2 separate regions of the Homo sapiens genome follow, and region 1 is linked to region 2. Evidence: chromatin contacts called from ENCODE Hi-C data. All regions are on one chromosome and are shown on one strand. Each heading gives the region's core, a stretch centred on a gene start or an enhancer-like site at or near the end of the contact. The rest is flanking DNA. Distances are from core to core; before and after follow the strand shown. Region 1 holds the start of GRID1-AS2 (GRID1 antisense RNA 2). Region 2 holds the start of LINC02647 (long intergenic non-protein coding RNA 2647).

Region 1 (3,690 bases), core at 185-2,684, 210 kb after region 2:
TGTGTTGTCGTCTCTTAATAAATAAAAATTCCCTCCTGTTCCAAATTCTTTCATCTTTGCCTCATCAAAGCCTGACAAGGTCTCACTTGTCCTTATCTTAGTGGCCACTGGCATGGTAAATCCTTTATTTGCATCTTTTGCTACTGATTTTTTAACATTATTGTATTCATGAGTAAGACTCTATTTCCAGAGGGTTAGTGATTTCCTAAGTGCCACCAATGGACAAGGAGTAGCTAGAAAAATAAGGAAGTGTTTCTCTAATGACTCATCTCCAGGTTTATTACCCTCCAGAGGCTCAATGATGTGTATTGGCATGAAGGAGTGGATCTCAGAGGCGAGCCAACCATGACATAACCCTTCTCCAGTTCTGATACCGTGGACAAGTGATCACTCTAAACAATTCCCCACCTAAATTGGTTTCATGTCATTAAAAGCCTTAGGACTCCCAAGGAGAAAATAACAGCATACCATCCATACCAACCTCCTTGACTTTTGCAGCAATTAGACATTGCTCCACTACCAAACACTCCCTGAAAATGGAGCTGAGTCATCAAGGAGCAACTGAAAATCAGAAGTGTGATTATCTGTCAATTGCTAAAGAAGTTTCCAGGAGAAGCCCCTCGGTGGGCTTCTCCTCACCTTTGCCAGGCTGCCTACACTGCATGGCAGCAGACTCTGTTTGGGATTTGGAGAGGCTGTTCCTCCCTGAATACTAGGCCCATAATACCCTACTTGCTGGATTTGTTCTGTAGTTTCTGGATTCAAGTCGTCATCCTCACTTAGGGCACAGCCATCTCCAGACTGGTCTGCTCTCTGGGCTCAGGGATTCACAAGGTTACTGAAGCCATAGTCTGGGGGCAGGGAGCAGAGGGGCCGCTCCATAGGAGTAGGGAAGAAGACAGATTTCAGACAAGCATTTAAGTCCAGTAGTCATCCAAACAGGCACACGAAGAAGGAGGATTTGAGAGTAAATCTGAGCTTTTCTTCCACTAAAAAAAATGCAGCACACTTCATTGTCTGACAATACTATAAACTCACTTTTATGACACTAGTTATAAAACCCTTAACATTTGTCTAGTGCTGGCAGTCAGTTTTTTTTTTCTTAGAGATCCAAATGCAAGAGAGAGATTTGTGATCCCAAAGCCAGCTTGGGGTTCATAAAATGAAGGTACCATAAAACTAATCCATCTTATGTACTAACAAAGATTAAATTCTATACCATGAAGTGATAGGCATTGATAAGAAATCCTTTGTTTGCATCGTTTGCTACTGATTTTTTAACATTGTTGTATTCATGAGTAAGACTAAATATCACCAGACGGTGAGTGGTTTCCTAAGTGCCGCCAATGGACAAGGGGTAGCTAGAACAATGATGAGGTGTTTCTCTAATGACTCATCTCCAGGTTTATCACCAACCAGAGGGCTCAGTGGTGTGTGTTGGCCTTTCTGAGGCATAAGCAGGCACATGTCGCCTGCAAAGAGGGAAGGGGTGGGTACTTGTGAGGAGCCCAGCACTGCCTTGCTTGGTCTGGACTTACGCATTTGGAAGAGTAGGGAGGTGAGCAGAATGAGATTAATGACAACCTTTGCTTCAGGATACCCATACATTTCTCCAGGAATGGCTCACTTTTTGAATTAACTCATTAACTAATTTTCTAAAATCTCCTGCTAATCTAAACCTAACACCAACTCTGACTTACCAACAATGTCCTTCTCTCTTCTCTGCTGCTCTGGCTCTCCCACCTGTAGCAACCACTGTGGTGAATCTTGTATTTTATCATTGCTTTGGATGTGTATGTGTATATTTTATACATTTTTAAGAGGGTATAATATTCTGTGTTACCTTCTATTAGTTGACCCGTATGAAATTGCCTTAATGTTTTATTTTACTCAATATTATTCTGCTAAGATTCATCCATTTCATTGTAGACAACATCTTTCTTTATATTGTTAATGGTCATTTGGATGGTTTCCAGGGTTTTGGTTCTACAGGAAGTGCTACTATGGCCTTTCTTGTCTCCAAAAGTGCATGTGGACATTTATTTTGGGTGGATACATTGGAGTGTAATTGCTGGGCCATACAGTATGTAAGTGTCCCATTTTATAAGAGAATGCTAAGCTCTTCTCCAAAGTGATTGTACTGAGCACACCCCCATCAGCAATTAACCAACTGTTACTCCACGTCTTCTTCACCGCCTCTCATTTTGTGCCAAACTAATTGGTGTAAAATGATATAATCTTTATGGTCCTGATTTGTATTTCACAGATCACTAATAATTTTGAACATCTCTTCATTTGATTACTGGCCATTTGTGTTGCCTCTTCTGTGGAAGGCCTGTGCAAGCCTCTTGCCAGTTTTCTATTAAGTTGTTTGAGCTTTTCTTATTAATATATTCTTGACAGTAATCTTGCATTGGTTATATGTATTGTAAACATCCCCTCCCAGTGTGTGACCTACCTTTCTATTTTATTTAAAGTGGCTTGTAATGAATAGAACTTTAACAAAGTCAAAAGTAGCTATCTTTTTTTTTTCTAAGCAGTGCTTTTTTTTTTAGCATTATGCAATGAATCTTCTTAAGACCCTGTGTGGATGACAGTATTGGCTCTCTCTGAGAGTCAAAGAAAGCCAGGAAAGGGAACGCGAAGGCCATTTGGCCCAGGCCTCACATGCACAAAAGGCCTTAAATCAACATTGTGTTCATTATCTTCAAATGAGGTCACCTACAGCCACAAAGATTCACTGTCAGGGGTGAAAGAAGATCCTGCAGCTTAAGGCTAGAGCATCATCCTTTGCAGTGCAGTGAGAACTACGAGGTTTTAATAAATCTTGTAAGCATGAGAATAGCACAGTTACACTGCATTCTATTGTTATTGTCAAAGTATCACTTTGTTAAATCTAAACATTCAAAATTTATCATGATATGTATTTTCAGATCATTTAAGTCTCTAAGGAGACCACCAAATGGAAAGTTGCCCAGGTCTTTCTCAAATCCAAGAGTTCCCAAACAAGGAGAATGGTGTGCTCCATTTCACAATGTTGGTAACTTACGAAACTGGAATTCACACCTAAATATGTCAAGCTCCAGAGCCTAGACATCTTCTGCTGTTCAATGTGGCTAAATGGCAATGAAAAATCATCCTGAGCATGGGATCCTGTACAAGTCATCCTGTGCACGACCATCTTCCCAGTGGGCCTCACTCTACATGGCACCACAGCTAGGTGCCCCAGCCTGTCATGGGATAGAGGCTGCACTCTGCCTGATGCCCATGTGTTTCCAAAGCAAAGGGGGACTCAGGCCTCTCTCCCTTGACCCCTCTGGGGCACATCAGGGAGGGGCTGGCAGATTGCTGAGGACCATGAAGGGCAGGGCGGTGGGCTTTACTGGCCCCAGAGCTTGCCCCAGGCTGTCCTGACATCCACTGCTCTCTGCAGGAAGGCCAAGAAGTCACTGGAGTGGCTGGGGGGGCAGCACAGGGATGAGTGTGTGTGTGTGTGTGTGTGTGTGTGGCAAGGTGTTAGTGTGCCTGTGAGGGTATGCATGAGGAGACTCCACAGAGGTGGCAGGATGGGTCTGGGAGGGAAAGGATGGGAGGAGACACTGAGGCAGCCAGTCTGCTCAGAGAGGCAGCGGTCCTGGCCAGGGGGCTGTACATGTCTCTCGCCCCATTCTCTAATGACCTCAGGACAGT
Region 2 (3,979 bases), core at 118-2,617:
CCCATGATATATGTGTATATATATGTATAAAATCACACACCCATCATGAGATGTAGATATTAAAATAATGCAAGAATATACATATATATGTATAAATGTATGAGTAAATACACACACACACACTCTCACACATATGTACATCCCCTTCCCCTTCCAGTTGTACAATTCCCTCCTGATTGAGATTTCTACTATTATTTTAATACCCACACGCCATGGTGGGTCACTGGGGCATCATCCAGATGGGCAGTAGAGGTGAGCCTGAAACGTAAACTTTACCCCACCATTTGACAAGTTGTCTGTGCTCAGAACCTCATCTGGGATCTAATTTGCTAAACTGAAGGCCTTAGGCATTTTTGTAATGCAGCATATGGCCAAAAGAAATCAGGTTCTTTTTTTTTTTTTTTCAGTTGAATAAGGCTAAGAAGAGGAACTCACCCAAATTGAACATCAGTACATGAGAGGAGGATAAAAAAAATCCAAAGCTGTGCTTGCAACCTAGGCACAGAGAGGTGTAGACAAAGCCTCTGACACAAGGCGCTCTGATGACCACCAGGGGCATTCTTTAATGCGCAGGCAAATGAAGAATGATGCAGGGCTGTGCCAGAGCCTCATCAAAGGCAGAGGTATGCCAGGCACTGAGCTTCAGCACAGAGACTAGCAGAGCTTCCCTACATCTCTCTGGAGCCCTCTCAGCATGGAAACATTGCAATGGGATGAGAGGAAAGAATGTAATTGTACCTCAAAAGAGGTGACAGTTACAGGTAGGGGCTGTGATCCCTGGAACAGATTGCCCAATAAAAGCAAAGGCAGATTTCAAGTTGTCTGATCCTGAAAATTAGAAAAGTACATGACTTAGCTGATATCACTCTTTTTTCTCCCATTCACCTCTGGTGGCCTCAGAAAGCCCATAACCTCTAATGTAGTTTTCTTTTCCAAAATTTCTCCAGTTTCACCCCGACCTTCTTCCACACCACCCTTCCTACTAGCTCCTGGCTCACCTAGTGCAGTACGAGTAGTGCTGGAATCATCCTCTCCACATTGGGGTCAGTCTTTCAATCATCTTCCTTAGAATTGTCCCTTTTATCTGTTCCTTCTGCCCCAAACCCTGGTAACATTGCCCGATAACTGAAGTTCCCATGCAACTTTTGAGTTTTGTCCATGACTAGTGGGCATAGAAGGAGATTTTCTATTTGGTGGCCAAGTTTGCTGACAAGATCAGCTGCCTTTAGCATTTGTACGGGACTTTAATGAGTAAGGAGGGATGTGTTGTGTGGAGAAAGGAAGAAGGGCTTCCAGGCAGAGGAAGCAGTGTGCACAAAGGCACAGAGATACAGAGAGGGCACCAGGGATGGAGGCAGCATGAGTAACACTGAGGAGACAGAGCACAGTATGCATGGGGAGACAGTGGGTGATGTGTCTGTAAAGTTATGGCATCATAAAGAAAAGTTATGACATCATGAAGAAAAGCCACCCTGGGAGCAAAGCAAGTTAGGGTTGTAAGAGACATTTCTGAGATTAAAGCAGCCAGATCTATGATGGGGTGGGTACGGGTGGTTAAAGAGAAACAGAACGTGAGAATGACTCATGAGACTATTAAACTGACTTAACTGAAATTTTAAAAAAGGGGGAAATACCAACTACGATGCACCCCCCCCACCCCCACCACACCATGTTTTAATGCTACTCAAGGTCTATGGCTGGGAAAGGCCACTTGTTTTTCTTCAGTTAATGCTGAGACTGTTTGTCTGCCAGAGGTAAGAATGTCCTGCTTGGTCAAAGAACATGCTAGGATTTTGGAAAAACAGAGGAATGGTTTATCTTCCGAGAGAATAGACCTAGATTCTGATACGCTATATGCTATTCCACCAGATCTGGGGAAAATTACAGTAAAACCTTTTTTTTTTTTAGAATTATCATGGGATATTTAACATTAACCAAGTCCCCTAGTTACGCTGAATGTGTCCACTGGGCCTGACATGGACTTCTTGCATGGGAAGCGTACATGAAGTCAGGCCAAGTTGTCCAGCTGCATTGGCAATGGCTGGCCAGGAAAGGCCAGGCTGGATCCCATTTCATTTGGGCATTTCGCGCCAGGCTGTTGTCCCGTCTGCAAAGGGGCTGCTGGCAAGAAGCATCCCCAAACACTCAGTTGCAAGGATATAAATTTCAGTGAGCCTTTTCAATATTCATGCAATTACCCCGGAAAGCACATTTGACATTTCATAAATACAGCAGAATATTTAGCATTTGTCTCTCCCTCTCTGCTACCTAAGCATACATGGGAAAATATTCCCCAGAGACCCTGCTGTCTGAAATGGCAACAGTTATTGAATCCATAAATTTGATGGATCAAAGTCTTCCTTCTTCATCCCTTTTGTAATTTATAAATGAAAGTGTGACCATATAAATAAGGTGGCAGGGTGTCCTTCCTCATGGAGCACAACCAGCCATTTCTTGCAACAGGCCAGCCTCCCGCCAGCTCTGCCTGCAGCTTTAATCCTTCACGTTTGAGTCTCCAAAGTGAGCTCACAAACCAATAGACCCCACACAGACCTGTGCCATGGCATGGGGGCCTGAGTGTGGAGGCCCCAGACACCCAGGCAGCAGTAGACAGTGCCAACGACAGGCTTGTGTTCCTGCCTCAGAGCCACCGAACACGATTTCAGTTTCCCAAGGACTCTGGGGGCTCTGCAGATGGATTGAGAGAACTCTGGGGCCTTGCACACAGCCCTCCCCATCCTCCCACAACCCACACAGGCTCAGGAATAAAAACTGCAGCTCTTCAGCAGCTCACCTGAGGGTGTATCAATGAGAGAAGCAAACCACCTTGCTTGACCCAAGCCTGGCCTTTGTGAGCCAGCGCTGAAGATAGAGCTTCTGTATCAGAACAGCCCATCTCACAGCTGCCCTGTGGCATCCCAAACATAGGCCAGATCTTCATGGACCTGGCTCCTCTCCCCAGGCAGGAAAGTAGTATCTCTCCTGTGTGCCTGACATGAAACAAGGTCCTCCTCTGCCACCAATAGGCTTATGAAGATAAATAAGTAATGCATATTTTTCTCTAAAAGAAGGAACAGGAGCCGTTTTCCATACATGAGGCAATAAGGCTGACCTACCTGAGAGTTATTTTCAGAGCTATGTAGCGAATTATTTTGACTTTTTTCAATATTAGAGATGAATTCTTAATGTGTAAAATGTGTGTTTATATACATGCATGCATACATACATATATAATATGTGTATGTATGCATACATACATGTACATATAATATGTGTATGTATGCATCTGTGGATATATGTGTGTGTCTAATAGTGTGGTGTATCTGAGATCAAGTTGATATATGTTCATGAATGTGTATATTAAAGATTATATGTATAATATATGAATGAGCATAAATGTTAATGCTATCCACAGATGTGTATAAAATTATTGTGTGTATTGGTATTTAAAACTGGTATTGGTATTGGTAAACACGACTGGTATTGGTATGTGCTTGTATATATGCAATAATGTAATGTGTATAGGAATGCATATATGCACACACGCATTCATATGAATGAATATGTGTACGTGAGTCTATGTAAGCGTAGTTTAAATGTAGTTTATATTTAGTTTGAATTTCTCTATAGCAAAATATGTGTCGGGCACTGTATTTTACATATATTAGTTTATTTTCACATCTTTAAAAATCTATAATTACTTTCATTTTAACTGATGCAGAAAGTTACTGTCAGAGAGAGAATGGTTTGTTCAGGATCCCACAGGCGGCAAAAGGCAAAGTGGAGATTAAATCCTTGGTCTGACACACTGTAGATAGACAGGGCTCCTAATATATATGTATATACACAAATATTCACATATGTTGTGTAGGTATGTGGGGTAGGGGTGTGCATGTGCACATATGTATGAAAGGGGTCTCCTGTGCAGGGTCTATGTGCACAGGATTCACCTGCATGCATATGTAGTCTAAGCCACCTC

The links. A loop is a pair of places that touch in the nucleus more often than their neighbours do.
Region 1: a map of Caco-2 shows a loop between it and region 2 (2.3-fold over the local background). The contact joins the promoter of GRID1-AS2 here to the promoter of LINC02647 in region 2. A Hi-C loop is called at or near these places in 1 of 168 maps with a recorded cell type or tissue (Caco-2).

What each region holds. Positions count from the first base shown.
Region 1 is chr10:85,642,631-85,646,320 of GRCh38, forward strand. It overlaps GRID1-AS2 (GRID1 antisense RNA 2), which reads left to right and starts at 1,435. Exons shown (of 4, transcript NR_199154.1): 1 at 1,435-1,558; 2 at 2,934-3,036. The region is part of intron 13 of GRID1 (glutamate ionotropic receptor delta type subunit 1); the gene reads right to left.
Region 2 is chr10:85,431,405-85,435,383 of GRCh38, forward strand. LINC02647 (long intergenic non-protein coding RNA 2647) reads right to left here and starts at 1,368. Exons shown (of 2, transcript NR_120669.1): 1 at 999-1,368; 2 at 539-828. It overlaps LOC101929662 (a long non-coding RNA gene), which reads left to right and starts at 1,459. Exons shown (of 3, transcript NR_120670.1): 1 at 1,459-1,754.